Regions from separate parts of the Homo sapiens genome. Here region 2 is linked to region 1. A link is a loop called in an ENCODE intact Hi-C map of the cell type or tissue named here. Cell type or tissue: IMR-90. All regions are shown on one strand.

Region 1 (8,000 bases):
GCCTGGGAGGGCCTTGGCAACCCTCAGACTCAGTCCTCCTCCCACAGCCGCCCACACATCACCTAGGTGCTCACAAGGGCACATGAAGAATACACTCACCAGCAGCTGAGACACAGGTTTACACTCTTAATTTTTATTTTTTAGAGACAGGGTCTCACTCTGTCACCCAGGATGGAGTGCAGTGGCACAATCTTAGTTCACTGTAGGCTTGACCTTCTGGACTCAAGTGATCCTCCGGCCTCAGCCTCCTGAGTGGCTGAGAACACAGTCATGTGTCATCATGCCTGGCTAATTTAACAATTTTTTTTTTTTTTTTTTGTAGAGAAGGGAGTCTTACTATGTTGCCCAGGCTGGTCTTGAACTCCTGAACTCAAGAGATCCTCCTGCTTTGACCACCCAAAGTGCTGGGATTACAGCTGTGAGCCACCACACCTAGCGTAGGTTTACATTCTTACAGGCCAATCCATATATACCCATACACCCAGGAGCCCCCAGGAGTCTATTATTACCGTGATAACCTGATAACCTTGTTCAGGAACTCATGTGTACACACCTCGCTATGCGTACAGTCATTCATGCATGCTTGCACACCCATGTGCTCACATGCATGCCACCCACTCCTGTTGGCATTTCTCCTAAGCCCCTGAGTCTATGGCAGAAGCATGTCATCTGGGAGCTGCAGGGCATTTGCACCCCATTAAAGGGCTCAATCCCTGTCCCCCCTCAATGGAACTCACCACCCCAGGAGCCCCAGGAAGCCCTGCCTTTTCCCCAGGGTGAGGGCAGGGGGCAGACACAGGGTTTATTAATAAACTTGTTCTTGACTGGAAAGGCCTATGCAGAAGCCCCAATCTCAAGCCAATCAGAGCAGAACTTTCCAGGAATGTCACCCAGAGCAAGCCTTCCTCTGACTCCAAGATTATTTCTCACCCCTGACTTCATCCCCTTGGTGTGTGTGGCTCCTGCCAGGCTCCACTGGCTCTGCCCGGCAGGCCTGCTGTCACCTGGCAGCTGGCATCTACCTTGGCCACTGCCCAGAGAAGGTCACACAGCACATGGGTGGTGGGGCCAGGATTAGAACTGCATTTGCTCTCACTCAGTCTTGCTCCACCCCACTCCTCCAAACAGAGCACAGCTGAGCCTGCTGTGTTGGGAGTGCAGAATGCCCTCGCCTTGATACCCACCCATGGCATCATGACACTGCCCTCCCTCTGAGTGGGGAGGAAGCTGAGAGCCACTGGCCCTGAAGGCAGAGAGCCTGAGCCAATCGGGTTTCTGCTACTTACTGGCCTTGTGACCTTGCACAAGCAGGATTTGACTTGCTTGTGGTTCAGTGTCATCGTTTGTAAAATGAGGATACCACCTGAAGGTAGCTGTGAGGATTAAGAATGTGTGAGGCTGGTGTCTGCTGCAAAGGATTGTACAGGTTGGTAAAGTAAAAGGTGTCTTTGTTCTTGCCTTTATTGCTAATTCCATTCCCATCTTCATCACCAACACCACCTAACACCTCCACTGTCACACCATCATCGCTACTTCCTCCAGCACTGACATAGCTACCATTGCCACCAGCACCATCAGACCACTCCCTCCTCTGTTGCTACTTCCATCACAACCACCATGTTGCTATCACCAATCATCCAATAACAGTTACTCAACACCTACTATGTTCAGGTCACGTGGGTGACTCTTTGTGGATAATCCTGCCCCAGGCCCCCACACTGTTGGGCATGGTCTATATCTCTCACATCCTTTAAGCCCTGCCACACATCCCATCTCCACCAGGAACCCTTCCCTAATCCACCCTGCACTACTCACGTTACTCCCAGACACCGTGGCTCAGCTTCACCTGTCCCTCACTATTTGCTGTGTGTGTGTGCCTCTGTGCACAACCATGCTATTTAAACTACTCTGCGAAGTCAGTCATCACCCAGATCTCCTACACACAGCACAGTGGCTCTGGGTTCCAATCGTGGCTCTGATACCTGACCTTGGACAAGTCACCATACCTCTTTGTGCCTCAGTCTTCTCAGCTGTAAACAGGACTGAATAATATCATGTCTTACAGAGTTGTAGTGAGGATTCCGTGAGATATTGTATTTACTATATAGCACTTAGACTAGAAGCATGCATACAGCAAGTGCTCAATAAACATTAGCTTTTGTTATTTTTATTATTATTATTATTAGTCTCTCCCCCCGCCCCCGCCGCCCCCGACCCCACCAATTTTTGGCACAGGAGTTTACACTACCAATGAGAAAGAATTCACAGGAATGAATGCACTCTGGCTTTCCAATAGAAATATCTTAGGGAAGGGTGGAGCTTTTGGAAAACCGTCTTGTCTCCCTGCCTGCTCATCTGAGCTCTCTGGGTAAGAGGTGGGCTGTGGGTGGGAAGGACCATGCAGGGAAGTTAGAGCCAGACAGAGCTGAGTTTGAATGGCGACTTCACCAGCTGAGTAACCGTGGGCAAGTCACTGAACCACTTTGAGCCTCAGTTTCTCATCTGTAAAGTGGATCTCTGTGCAGGGTCACTATGAGGCAGTCATCTCTGCTGGCTTCTCACTGATTTTGAACGCAAGCACCGCAGACAGCTATGGTGGAACTCAGGACCGGCATACCCTTTGGGCCTCAACCTTCCCATGCACACAATGGACAATCCCAGCAGAATTTGCTTTTCAGAGCCAGTGGGGAAGATGCTGAGAGATCAGAAGTGCTCAGAAAATGAAAACATCCTGGAAAAGTTCCAGAGACAGCATGAATAATGATTAACCCAAGCCAGGCCCAGCTTGGCCTGACCTCAGAAAATCCACGAAAGCTTGAGCTGGGTTCCTGGGGCAGGGCTGAGGGCCAAGGGGAAGGACGGCCAGGGGGCCCCCCAACCACAGACTCAGGGAGGCCACTCTGTACTCAGACTCCCACGTGCATCACGGCATCTTCATTGGAACAGGGAGGGCAGCTGGGACGTGGTAGGAGGGAGTGGCCTGTGAGGCCTACAAGCTTTCCTGGGGTTCTTAGTACGTTGACATCCACACAGCTGCAGCCACCCAAGGATTCCCTCCACCCTCCTCCTATGGTGGCGCCCTGTCCATGAACCCCCAGGGAATAAACAGGGGTAAACAGGGGCAGCAGCCGGCCGACTGCTGTGTACTCACGGCCCACACAATGTAAACTCTCAGGATGTATTTATGTTGTCTGGGCCTGGCCAGGGTCCTCTGCCCAGCTCAGAGGAGTCACGTGTGCAAGGCATCTGGATTCCTCTGTGTGGTGGGTGGGGGAGGGCAGGAAAGGCAGAGAGTTCATGGGGGACAGGGATCAGAGATAGCTGGAGCTGGTGGCCCATGGAAGAAGGCAAGAGCTGCAGGAATGGCGAAGGGGAAAGAGGGGGTGAGCGCTACCGTGCAGTGCTCAGACTGTGTCCTGTTCCTAGAACTGCAGGCCCTTTAGAAGGAGTTGGGCAAGTGGTGGGCAGCTTTCAGTGGCCCCGGAGACTGGATTCACATTTCCGTGCTGCCCTGATTAGGAAGCAAGGCTCATCTCTACTTTCCTACCTCCTCCAGCCTGGGCAGGACTGCCAACCTGGCCCTGCCCACCCGACTGGGAGGGACAGGAGGAACATAACCGTGTGACGAGCATGCTGCTGGGATCTGAACACGTCTCAGGAATGACACCCAGGGAAAGCTATTTTAATCTGGAAAGTCGCCTGCTCCTCCTGCCCACCCAAAATAACTTGGCTCCCGCAGGAACCTGCAACATTGTGGCTTCCACCAGCCCTAATGGAGTGCTCCAGCCCCTGCAGCCCCCATGCCCTCACTGTGGCCAACCCCCTCCTCAGAATGGGCCTCTCCACTCAGATTTGGAGCTCTCTGATGCCAGGTCTGTGTTTTCTCCCTCAGACTGAGGGCTGCCTCAGGGCAGAGGCTGTGTCTCTCATGGATTAGAAACTCCTGGGGTATAAAGATTGCATCTCCCCACTCAGACTGGGAGCTCCTCCGAACACTCAGGTCCCTGGAGTCAGCTTCCTTGGGGAATATGGGGGTGGGGCAGGTGCCAGGTGTCCTTTCCCCCACTTCCAAGCTGTGCTACAGAGGATGCCCTTGTGGAGAAACTGGATCTCCCTCCCTCTGTGGCCACAAATGTGTCTGGCTGATGGGCTCATGTGGGGCCTAGGCTGAGCCCGGCACTGCCAGGCTGCCCTGCTGCTGACCACATGGCCCCCGACAGGAGGGTTCACATGTCCCAGCACCAGCCAGCCACCTGCTGCCTCCTGCCTCCCAAAATAAGAAAGGGCTGGCCTTCTCCCGTTACCGGCACATGCCCCACTGCCCTTGTCCTCGGGACGGGGCTTTCACTGCTCTGCTCCTTTGTGTGGGGTGTTGAGGGGGCAGCCCCTCAGCTCTGCCTGTCCCCAAAGCTGGCGACTGCACGTGGCCAGACGGAGTTGCTCTGTTCCTAGGCTGGATGCAAAATGAGGAGGGGCTCCACTAACTTCAGTGTTCCTTCTAAGGAACCAGTGTCCACTGGTCCTGTGAAGAGGGGCCCTGCACCCCAAATCCTTCCCCTTTGCCAGCACCCATCACAGCCCGTGACATGGAGTAGGGACTGAGGGTGTGGCTGTTGACCCAAGTAATTAACTACTGCTTCCTGAGGGCTGAGAAACTGAGGCTGAGAGTTTGAGAAGACACTCCTTCTAACACACACACACACACACACACACACACACACACACACACACACAGGCACAGACACCTTTTCCATTCATTTCACAAATAATGACCCTTTTCTATTATTTTAATTTTTTATCTTTTGTAGAAATGGGGTCTTGCTATGTTGCCTAGGCTGATCTCAAACTCCTGGCTTCAAGAGATCCTCCTGCCTTGGCTTCCTAAAGTGCTGGGATTACAGACATGAGCTACTTTCCCAGGCTACAAAAAACAACCATTTTTAACTGAGCACTTACTATGTCTGAGGCACTGTACTAGTGCACCCCATCCATTACTGTGTTTAAACATCACAACAGTGGTGTTTAAAGAGAATGGGGCCCAGAGAGGTTAAGTGACTTGCCTAAGGTCACACAGCAAAGAAGTCGAATTGGTATTCAAACCTAGGTTAGAACAGCATTTGTCTTTTTTTAATGAGAAATTTTAAACATTCAGACAAATGGAGAGAGCAGTACAACGAAACTACAAGTACCGATTACCAGAATAGCATAATGAACATTTTGTTTGCCAGATTTGCTTCATCTTTTCTGTGCTGAAATATTAAAAAGTAAATTATAGACATATAGCATGTCACCTCTACTCATTTAAGAATGCATCTCTAAAAAATAAACCAAATTTTCTATATAAACCAGCATGCCATTCTTACATTGAACAAAACAGTTTGCAATATCTAATATGCAGCTCATGTTCAATTCCCCCAATCGGTCCCCCAGATTTTTATCACTCTACCACACTACCATTGAGGAGTGGGCAGATGGGGTTTGGGGAGGTCTCTGCCAGTCTCTGTGCCTCAGTTTCCTGTGGGGACGCAACTCTTACCTTCTCCTCTTTTCCTTGCTGGGGCAAGGTTTCTGGACAGGAGAGTGACGGGGACCCGAGGGACCCTGTGGGGTGCTAGAAGCTGTGAGGGAGGCTCAGGGGAGCCCCTTATCTCCTGGGGTGGTGACCATGGAGTGAGGTGGATGTCCTGATGGGCCAGAGAGGGGCCATGTCCTGGCGGAAGGAACCTCAGCAGGGCTCTCATGCCTGGCCTTCCTGTCAAGGTATGGGCTGTCTCAACCCAGTGAGACCTTGAGCCTGCGACCCCCTACCTCACAGGGGACCCTCTCCACCATGGGCCCACCAGACCAAACAGCCCACCAGCCTGCCTCAGCCAAAACAGGAGCTGAGGAAGGTCAGCTTATCAGGATTCCCTTACTCCCTCACCCCATGGGCCTGCTTTTCAGCCACTATCAGTGTCTGGGGCAAGGGAAGGGGTTGACGGGACAGGGCAAGGCCATTCCCGGGGGTCACTCCTAAATGGAGAGAAATGCTATTTCGCAGGATGTTGGGAGAGTCTGGGGACCCACAGGTGACAACAAAGGGGCCTGCCAAGCAGTGGCCAGTTAGATCAGGGGTCTCTAGGCCTCCTTCCTGTCCCATGCCTGTTCTGTCCTCAGTTCATGGGGTGAGTGAAAGGACCCTGACTTAAGACAGGAGGTGGCTCAGGTGACCTCTTGGTCATCACTCCCTGAATAGGGATTGAGACGTTGAAGGTCAAGTCAGACCAGCCCTGAAGGGGCAGAGCTGAGTCTCCCCTCAGTCTGGGGCCCCATGAGAACAGGGCTGTGTCTCCCTCAGACTGAGGCTCACTGAGGATGGGTCTGTGTCTCCCCTCAGACTGGGGCTCCCTGAGGATGGGGCTGCGTCTCCCCTTGGACTGGGGATCTGTGAGGATGGGTCACATTCACCTTCCCTATCATCATTGCCCCTCAGGGCCCATTCTGCCCTGCTGGGCTGAGTGGGGAGCCCCAACTGAGGATCCCCAGTTCCTCATTGCTCCAGAACCCAGGGCAGGGCTGAGAAGAGAATGAGTTGGTTTCACCTTACTAAGAGGGGAGAGGAAATGGAACAATTTGGTGAGAGCCCACTGCTGGATGGGTTACAGAACCTGCTCCCTCTAAAGGATTTGGGCATGGAGGCAGAAGATGGAAGAGACAGCTTCCTCCTGGGCTCCCCCTTCCTTCTCTAGAACACCTCATCATCTACACTTCTTGTAAGATGCTCCTAGACACTCCTAGGCTCAGGAGCCAGGAGGTGGCTCCCAAGGGGCCCTCCACGGGCTCTTGAGCAAGCTCCTTCCCCTGCGCCCTAGTACCCAGCCTTGGACTTGCTGGGCAGAAGCAAAAGAGAGGGCTTAACCTTGAGTAGGGGCTGAGGGGAGCAGGAAGAACATGTTCCAGGGAAAACATGGAGCAAGGTTGCCAGATAAGCATGGGAGGGGGAGAGGTGGCAGGATGGGAAAAGGGTCTTCAGGAGCTCCCCCAGGCCCAAAGCTCCAAAGCCACTGACCGCTGCCCTAAACTGGACCCTAACAGGGTCTCCTTTGAGAAGGCTGCCTGACTGAGGAACTCACTCCCTTTCTTCTCCCAGGAGCCCTGAGTGTCTGTGCATCCCCTACCAGGCATCAGCCTCTCTCCCAAGAGCTCAAACACCATGCATAAGTCCTCTTGGTCCTCCCAAAGTACCTGTCAGTGGGTTTGCACACAGCAGGCACTTGATAGAGACAGTTGGCTGGAAGCTCGAAACAGAACCCTCTGATTGCAGCCTTTGCTATCCTGAGCCAAGTGCTCAGGGAGATTACCCTTTATCAGCACGTCCCTCCTCAGGAGTACCCGCAACCTGCCCTGTGCACTTCTGCTCAGCAGACCCTATCACTCTGTTCTCTTGGGTGGTTGTTCCGTGAGACAGGAGTACAGCTGGAGAGCCTAGGGGCTGAGAGCAAACGGAGCCTCAGTCTCAGAAGGGAGACATGGCCTGTCCTCAGGGATCTCCAGTCTGAGGGGAGACGCAGCCCCATCCTTAGGGAACCCCAGTCTGAGGAGAGACTTGGCCCCATCCTCAGGGAGCCCCAGTCTGAGGGGAACACACAGCCCCTTCCTCAGCATGCTCACAGTCAGTAAGGGAGAGCTATCCCTCCGCCTGCACTCACTGTCAAAGCAACATTGAGAATGGCCAGAGGAGAAGGGTTAATGGCTGAGGGCTCCCACATCAGCCCTCTCCAAGTTCCTGACACATTTCTGCCCTGTCAGGATCAGGGTGAGCTGAGTCCCTGCTCAGACTCATATAGACTTATTTTCACCTCTCAGAGCGAATATCAGGAAAGCCTGGGGTTTCTTTCACCTCTTGGAAGATTTTTTGTGGATGAACTGAGCCCCATGCCTGGCACAACTAGATGTGTCACTGGCAGCCAATTGACTCTCCGTCTTCTTTCAGCTGAGCTTACCTCAGCCATATGCCTTGA
Region 2 (8,000 bases), 200 kb after region 1:
AATGTGCATTTTGGAAACCCTACCCCAAGGTCAGCAAGCTAGATATAGTGCCATTGTACAGGTAGGGACACTGAGGCCCAGAGAACAACCAAGAGCTGCCTGAGGTCACAGGGCTGGTTGGTGACAGAGCCCCAGCCAGAGCTCTGGGGTCTTGGCTCCCAGAGAATTGTTTCCACTGGAAGTTTCCAGAGCCTGAGGGACTCGGAGATAGCTGCCTGCAGAATGAGGACTGGGGAAGAGAATTCCCACCGGCAGGTCATCAGGGAGGAGGAGACGGATGTTTACTGAGGCTCTCTCAGAGCTTCTGCAGGTAGCAGCAGTGAAGGCTATGCTAAGCCTGTGGAAAAGGTCAGCCTTGAGGGTCAGCGCCAGGTCCTCCAGAGCACGATGAAAAGGAGAAAGGGGAGTGGCCTGGCTACAAGGTCACATGGACTCAATCCAAAGGAGGCTCCCAGTCTGATGGGGGAGACACTGCCTGTGCCCTCAGAGAGCTCCTAATTTGTTTCAGATCTCTGCTGCAGGCAGAAAGTGAGGACAAATCCAGAACGAGGGCCCACACACAATGTCTACACTGGATACCTCAGCAGCAAAGCAGTGAGAAGGCTGGGGAGGAGGAAGGGGAGCAGCAAAGCAACTGAGAACTCGCAAGAGGGAGGTCCAGCCACTCCATCCAGGCAGGGTTGCCAGACAAAGTACGGGATGCCCAGTTAAATTTGAATTTCACACAAACAATGAAAATTTAATGGGGCACCTCGTGTTTTTATTTGCTGCATCTGACAACTTACTTCTAGGATCTTCCCTCCTCAGACCCAGAAGGCCAGCTGACCAGAGAGGCCTGAGGCCCATGCAGGACTAACAGACAGCAGGAGAAACTGAGGAAGAGCTTCATGTCCAGGTACCTGGTATTGACCCAGGGTGAGGGTGAGACAGAGATGAGGGGCTCTGGGACCCCCCATCCCCTAGAAGGTAGTCCTCAGATCATGGATACCTCCTTCCCACCTTCAGAGAGGGAGAGAGGATGGTCTGGGATGCAAGAGATAGCCTTTGGAGTGGACATGTAATGGTGGGCGAGGGAAGAAATGGCTTCCTTTGCCCCCTCCCAGCAGCCACCCATTCAAGATAAGCAAGACTCCAGGGACACTTCCTGTGAAGCAAACGCCAACGGCCGGCACACCACTGGCATCTGGGGGCCGGGGTGGGAGAGAGGCAGTTTCTCCGAAGTCATGGGGCCTGGAGGAGGGTTTTACCAGCATCGAGCTGAGCCCTTCCCCTCACCCCCATGTCTCTTCTGCCCCCTTTCCCCACTGCGTGCCCTCCACCCACCACCAGCACCACCATTTGGGTTTTTACTATGGCTGCCAGAGACTTAGGCAGTGTCAAGGGTGTGGCTGGGGTCACCACAGTCACAAGGAAAGGGGATGAGCCCCGCTGGCCTCAACAAGAAGGCATTCCCTGGGCTCCCATAATCTTTGCCAGCAAAATGTACCCTTCCCCAGTCCCCAGAATGGGGGGTAAGCACTAGGACTTGGGGAGTGGGGCACAGAGCAATGCTGGGGATGCAGCCAGGAGCCGAGCCTGGGGCCACATCCTGGGAAGGGATTAATTGTAGGCCTGAGACTCTGTGCCCAGGGCTTAGGGCCCTGTGCCCTGCCTGCACCTCATTACGAGAAGGAAAGGAAAAGTTGTTTCCATTTTTCCTTGTGGGTTTCTGCACTGGCTGTTGCCACACCAAGAGAATGAACCATCCCCAAAAAGGCTCGGCATTTTAGATGGTTCATCTAAAGGGATCCGTAGATCCCTTTCTCCCCAAGGGAGAAGGCCCAAGGTCATACCCTCACCATCAGGGAGCACACGGGCTAATCAGAGAGAATTTGTCCCTGCTCTTGGGGACCCTGACAGGGTGAGGTGACTAATGTTCATTTATTCATTCATTCTACAAGTACCATATTTATTGAGCCCCTTAAGAGGGGACTGGGGGTGGGTTTTACCAGCATCCAGCTGAACTCTTCCCCTCACTCCAGGTCTCTTCTTCCCTCCTTCCCTTTTAAGTGGCAATCACTGTGTGTTCATTGTCTAATATAATCCACATCAACACCTGGGAGGTAGGTGTTGCCATGTCCATTTTACAGAGCAAGACAATGAGCCCCAGAGAGATCCAGCAACTTGCCCAAGGTCACAGAGCTAGAAAACTCTACTGATGTCAAAAGTAGAGCTCAGCTCTGTCCGATTTCAAATCCTCTCTTCCTACATCCTTGTGCCAAATCACGACGACAATAGCTAACCTTTATCGGGCCCTTATTGCATGCCAGTCATCCTCCTATAACCATCTGCATTTCCCTGAGCACCAGCACTCTCAGCTCTAGTATGGGGACACTACTGCCAATGTCTGGTGTGGGGAGGATGACATGATCATATGTACACGAAACACTGTGAAATAGATATCATGGTGCCTGTTTCAGAGATGGCAAGTGAGATGCAGAAAGGTAATTGTCCTAAACATAGCTGAGAAGCTGTCGGAGCTGGGGCTGTGTTTGGGGTTTGGGTTTTGGACCTCGGGGCTCAGAAATTGCAGCCAGGATTTGAACCCAGGCAGTCAGGCTGGGCCAGGCCAGAAGTGACCCAGTGTTATCAATTCTGGGCTGCCACACAGAAGACTATTAATAGCCATGAGGTGTTTATTGCTGAACAGTCAGCAGTTCCCAGAGGGCAGCTCTGGGTCATGGGACCGCAGCCAGGTCAGCCCCCAACCCCCAGCCCCATGGGGGCTCGTCCCGAGATGCTGGCTCCCCCAGCTGGGCCTCACCCAGCCCCTAGGAACCCTTACCCAACCAGGCGGCTGCCCCGTGACTGGCAATAGTGACCCCTGTCACACTTGTGTGTGTGCGAGCCCGTGTGGATGTACCCGTGTGAAAGAAGATCTATAGTAGGAGTCTCGCTCCAGAAGCGAGGACGCCTCAGGAGGGCATCTGCTGGGGCCAGACCTTCCCCACCAGTCCCAGCCTCAGGGGCCCAGCAAGCCCTGCCATCCTCTCTCTATCTCAGGCTGGCCAGGAGAGCAGCTGGGAGGGAACCCTGGGGAGTGAAGTAGGGGAGACCTGGGGTGGGGGTGGAGATGCCTTTGGGAGCCAAAAGCAAACACCCTCCCTGAATATTTCCCCAGAAGACATCCTCTTGTGGCCTCCCCAGGAGATGGCAGCTCCCAGCTCTCCAAAGTCCCAGGGAAGGGCTTCTCCCCTGCCTGGGTCCCAGAGGCCCTTCCATACCTATACCACAAATCATTTCACCTAAACATCCTGGAACAGACAGGTTTCCACCTTGAGGGAGCTTCTGAAGACAGCCCTGGGGGCATCCGTCCACTGCAGCCTGGCCCAAGCAGCCCTGCCCAGCCTCAGCATTTCTTGCCCAGAGCACAGCTGTGTGTATAAGGGTGGACATCCGGCCTCCTCCATCAGACTGGAGGTTCCCAGTGTGTTTGGGGGACCTAAGAGAAGATTGGCCATGCATTCTGCTCCTGTTCATTTGTTCATTAATTCTACAAATACTCATGCAAGCCCACCTTGTACCTGGTCCTGGGTTCAAAGCCACAGGGCATCATCCCTACCAGGAAGGGCTCTCCACACCCTCTTTTCCCTTCAGTCCAATCCCTTTCTCTCACTGCTGGGCTCCAGGGCTGAACCTGCCCTGGCGTGCCTCACTCCTCAGCAGGAGAGTAAGGATGCATGCTTGCAAAAATGGTTATAAAATCCAGCCAGACCATTTCAGGTTTTTTTAAAAAGTGGGAAAAAAGCCCCACAAACAACCAAAATGTACTAAAGGGGGCACTCAGAGAGGAAAAAGCATTGGCATGGAGACTAGAATAACAACAAGATGATAATGACTTTTTTTTTTAGGACATCCTATGTACCAGTCACTTCATGAGGTACTTTTACATGTCAATGTCACTTCAGGCCCTCAAACTCCATCATGTAGGTGTTACTGTGCCCATTTTAGATGAGAAAGTTGAGGTGCAGGCAAGTAATTTCTCCAGTGGCAGACCCAGGATTCCAATCTAGATCTGTCAGAAGTCTTGATGGGACTTAGGGCGGCCCAGATTAGGCTCTGCAGAGGCATCCAAAGAGAGGTCCCTATGGCCGGGCCTCACAGGGCATCACCTCCTCAGAAGCTTCCAGCCCCAGGACAGCTGGATGAGCTACAGACAGGGAGTAGGGGAACAGTCTTCCTGCAGGAAGTCTGAGGAGCTGATGAACAGGGTTCTCAGGCCTCTCCAGGAGAGGAGACAGGAGAAGCCCAGGAAAGGGACATGTGCTAGCATCTGCTCCACTTGGAGCCAGACCCAGGGACCGTCAGGGGATGTGTGGAGAAAATCAGGGCCCAGGCTGGTGAGCCACGCATGGCTGATGACAAACACAAGAGAAGCCCTGTGAGCATTGTGAATGCGCACCGAGAGTGGAGGGAAGGATGGGGTACCAGCATCCGGTGACTCCGAACAGTGCAACAGCCAAATGGTGGCAGGGTGGTGCCTTCCCGAAACTAGTATCCAAAGAAATGTCTGATGGCAGAAGCTCTGTCTCCTCCCTCAGATTAGATACTCTGTAAGGACCGGGAGCATCCTGAGGGCCAGGGCCATGTCAATCCTCCTTGAGACTGGGAGCTCCCTGGGAGCAGTACTTGCACTTCCCTCATAGAGAGACTAACTCCCCAAAGGCAAACGCAGCCTTTGAAAATCTTTGTCAGATCCCGGCCCCCTCTTGTCCTGGGAGACTCAAGCCCAGCCTTGCACCATAGGCACCTGTGCCTAGTGGGCCCTTTCCTCTGACTCACTGCTCCCTGGGTTCTAGCTCTTCCCCTTCCACGTCACCCCTTCTGTTCCTTCTCAGCAGATGCTCAGTCAAGCCCTGTCTTTGCCTTGCATTTTCCTTTTCTAGGCAGATTATAAATATTTACTGATTCCTTCCCTGCCCTCCCCTAGTCCCATGTCCTAATGGACAATGTCCTGCGGATGTAGCTGAATTATCTCTCTCCCAGCAACTCTGAAGCCAACCTGATGGAGCCTTCCAAGGGTCAGCCCATCCATCCCCCACCTCTAGGCTGGCTCATGCTAAAGCCCCTCCTAGTAAATGAGAGACCATCCCTGCACCAGGGCATAGTACATATGGCTGGTATTCCATAAACGCTGGAGGATGGAAGGAAGAAGGGAAGAAAAGGATTCCACAGTCTTTTCCTCCAAATCCCTCATGCTGTGCTCTCTGGCAGTTCTTCTCATCCTCTATCCTCTATCCCCCATGCTGTAGGTGAGGCCCACTTTCTCTTGGTAAGACTCCAGTACAACCAAGTCACTCTCCTCACTCTAGAAATTAGGACAATATTTTGTCCTGCCTGGGTCAGCCCTTACCCTGACTTCTCACCAAACTTACCACCATGGCAGATGCCTGGTCTCTGATTCCCTTATAAACACACCCTTCTTTCCTTGAACATCCCTCCATCCACTTCATGAATACCAGTTAAACCTTATGGATGGGAAGGGACAAACACCCTAATGCCAAGGAAATGACTGTTTTGTTAGATGGCTCAGTTATTATTGAGGAATAATAACCACCCCAAAACTTAGTAGCTTTAAACAACACAGTGCATACATTTGCTTACAACTCACTAAACTGGGGCAGGGATGGCTTCTCTCTACTTTATGTGTTGTTGGCTAGAGTGGCTCACCTGGCGCTAGGGAATCCAAAGTGACTTCACTCACATGTCTGGTGCCTCAGCTTCAGGTGGTTGGAACAGCTGGGAGTTGGCTGAGCCTCTCTCTCTCTCTCCATCTCTGTCTCTCTCTTCCTCTATCTCTCTGTTTCTCTTCCCCTATCTCTCTCTGTCTCTCCACAGTCTCTCTCTCCAGTAGAGTATTTGGACAGTTATAGCCTGGCAGCTGCCTTACAAGAGGACAAAAATTGACACTACAATGCCTAGACCTGAAAGTCCCAGAATATCTCTCTTGTGTTGCATTTTTATTCAAAGCAAGTCATAAAGCCGGCCCAGATTCAAAAAGAGGAAAAATAGACTCTACTTCTTGGGGGGCAAAGCACGTGGGCACAGGGATGGAAAGAACTGTTGACAGCCATGTTTGCACACTGGCCACCACAATGATCCTAACACACGAAATTGATCCAGAATCACCAAGTTTTGTATGGATCCACCCGTCAGCCTTTCAGTTCTTGTGGGAGGGAGGAGAGTGGGCCAGCAGGCTCTCTAAAGGCCTTTCAGGGCCGGGAGCAGGATGGGCAGCTCCTTGGAGAAGGGAGAGTCTCAGGCTAGACAGAGGAGAAGGAGCACTGGGTAGCTCCAGAGGAAACAGTGGCTAGACCAGGCGGTGTGAGTCCCACAGAGAGGAGATGATCTGGGAAGGCAGGGTAGGCCCTGGGACTTGCTTAGGTCTGGAGAGATCCTTGGGAATGGCTCCAGGGGGGTATCTGGGCAGGTCTTATACAACTGGGGGAGGTGGCATTTTCATGTTCTCCTTCTTTTCTCCGTGGTCTGTTTCAAGGCTGTTTCTCTCATCTAAGGCCGTGTGTTGCAATCTCTTGCATGCTTAGGTTTCCGATCTTCCACTGACGAGCCCCAGCCCCTGGAGACATCTCTTGCTTGCCTTGCCTTGCCTTACCACACTTGGGGAAGTCTGGATTTCAGCCCTGGGTTTGGCCAGCACTACATCCTCCCCCTGTCCCACTTTTCTTCTTCCCTGTTTGTATTGAGTCTAGACGATTCATTTTTATTTGTTGATGTCCTGCCCTAGCCTGAGGCAGCTGTGGTGTGGTAAAAAGAGCACTAGATTTGGAGTCAGAAAAGCTGGTTTAAATTCTGGCTTGGCCATTTACTGGCTGCGTGTAAATTCGGGCAAGTTATTTACCTTCTCTGAGCCTCCTGCTTCTCATCTGCCAAGCAATAATAATGAGCCCCATCCCCAGGGTGGCTAAGAGGAGACGGTACTGGCACTGACAAAGAGGCCTCTGCTGTAATCCCTACCAGCTGACTTTGAGTTCACTTCTTCTAGACAATCCCCACTTAAGTCCCCACCTGTCCAGCTAACCCTCACCAACAACTCCTGGCACCTCTGTAGAAATCCTGTACTCACCTCCGTAGTCTTGGGATGAAACCTTCAGGTCCAGGCCTCAGTTTCAACAATGTCAGTCATTTAACAAATGTTTATTGAGCATGTACTGTGTTCCAGGAGCTGGAGATACATTGAACAAAACAGACAAAAATCTCTTCCTTCATGGAGCTTGCATTCTAGTTGGGGGAGACAAACAAAGGGGGGAGTACATTTTAAAGCTATTCTGTCTGAAATGGTAGCCACTAGCCATGTGTATATTAAGCACTCGAAACGTGGCTACAACTAATTGAGACATGCGATAAATATAAAACACCCACCAGATTCAAAGATTTATTTTTTCTTTACACCCAATTTCTGCCCTTGGACAGACGCAAAGACTTAGTACCAAAAGAGTATACAATTTCTCATTAATAGGCTGGGCGCAGTGGCTCATGCCTGTAATCCCAGCACTTTGGGAGGCCGAGGCAGGTGGATCATCTTAGGTCAGGAGTTCAAGACCAGCCTGACCAATATGGTGAAACCCCCATTTCTACTAAAAATACAAAAATTAGCCAGACGTGTTTGTGTGCGCCCATAGTCCCAGCTACTCGGAAGGTTCAGGCAGGAGAATCACTTGAACCCAGGAGGCAGAGCTTGCAGTGAGCTAAGATTGCACCACTGCATTCCAGCCTGGGTGACAGAGCAAGACTCCATCTCAAAAAAAAAAAAAAAAAAAAAAAAAAAAAAAAAAAAACTCATTAATAATGTTTCCATTGATTAGATCCTGAAGTGATATTCTAGATATGTTGGAGCTAAAATAAATTATTAAAATTAATTTTACCTTTTTATAGCTTTCGAACTCTGGTGCCTGGAAAATTTTAAACTCCATAAGTGGCTCACACTATATTTCTGTTGGGTA

Evidence for each region. Peaks named below come from ENCODE experiments on the same cell type or tissue, not always from the same donor. Only the 100,000 strongest peaks of a DNase experiment are listed, where the experiment ranks them.
Region 2: it touches region 1 in a loop (2.3-fold over the local background); 3 of 110 quality-filtered maps call a loop at or near these places.

Annotation. Positions count from the first base shown.
Region 1 is chr6:43,986,020-43,994,019 of GRCh38, reverse strand. LOC124901321 (a long non-coding RNA gene) reads right to left here and starts at 3,193. Exons shown (of 2, transcript XR_007059591.1): 1 at 3,152-3,193. RefSeq lists enhancers at 1-103, 3,555-4,064. In IMR-90, no CTCF peak of the experiment used is centred here; a DNase peak (open chromatin) is centred at 3,079; H3K27ac peaks cover 1,666 bases; H3K27me3 peaks cover 907 bases.
Region 2 is chr6:43,788,791-43,796,790 of GRCh38, reverse strand. No RefSeq gene overlaps it. Among named protein-coding and RNA genes, the nearest start is that of VEGFA, 23 kb to the right of the region's middle. In IMR-90, no CTCF peak of the experiment used is centred here; no DNase peak of the experiment used is centred here.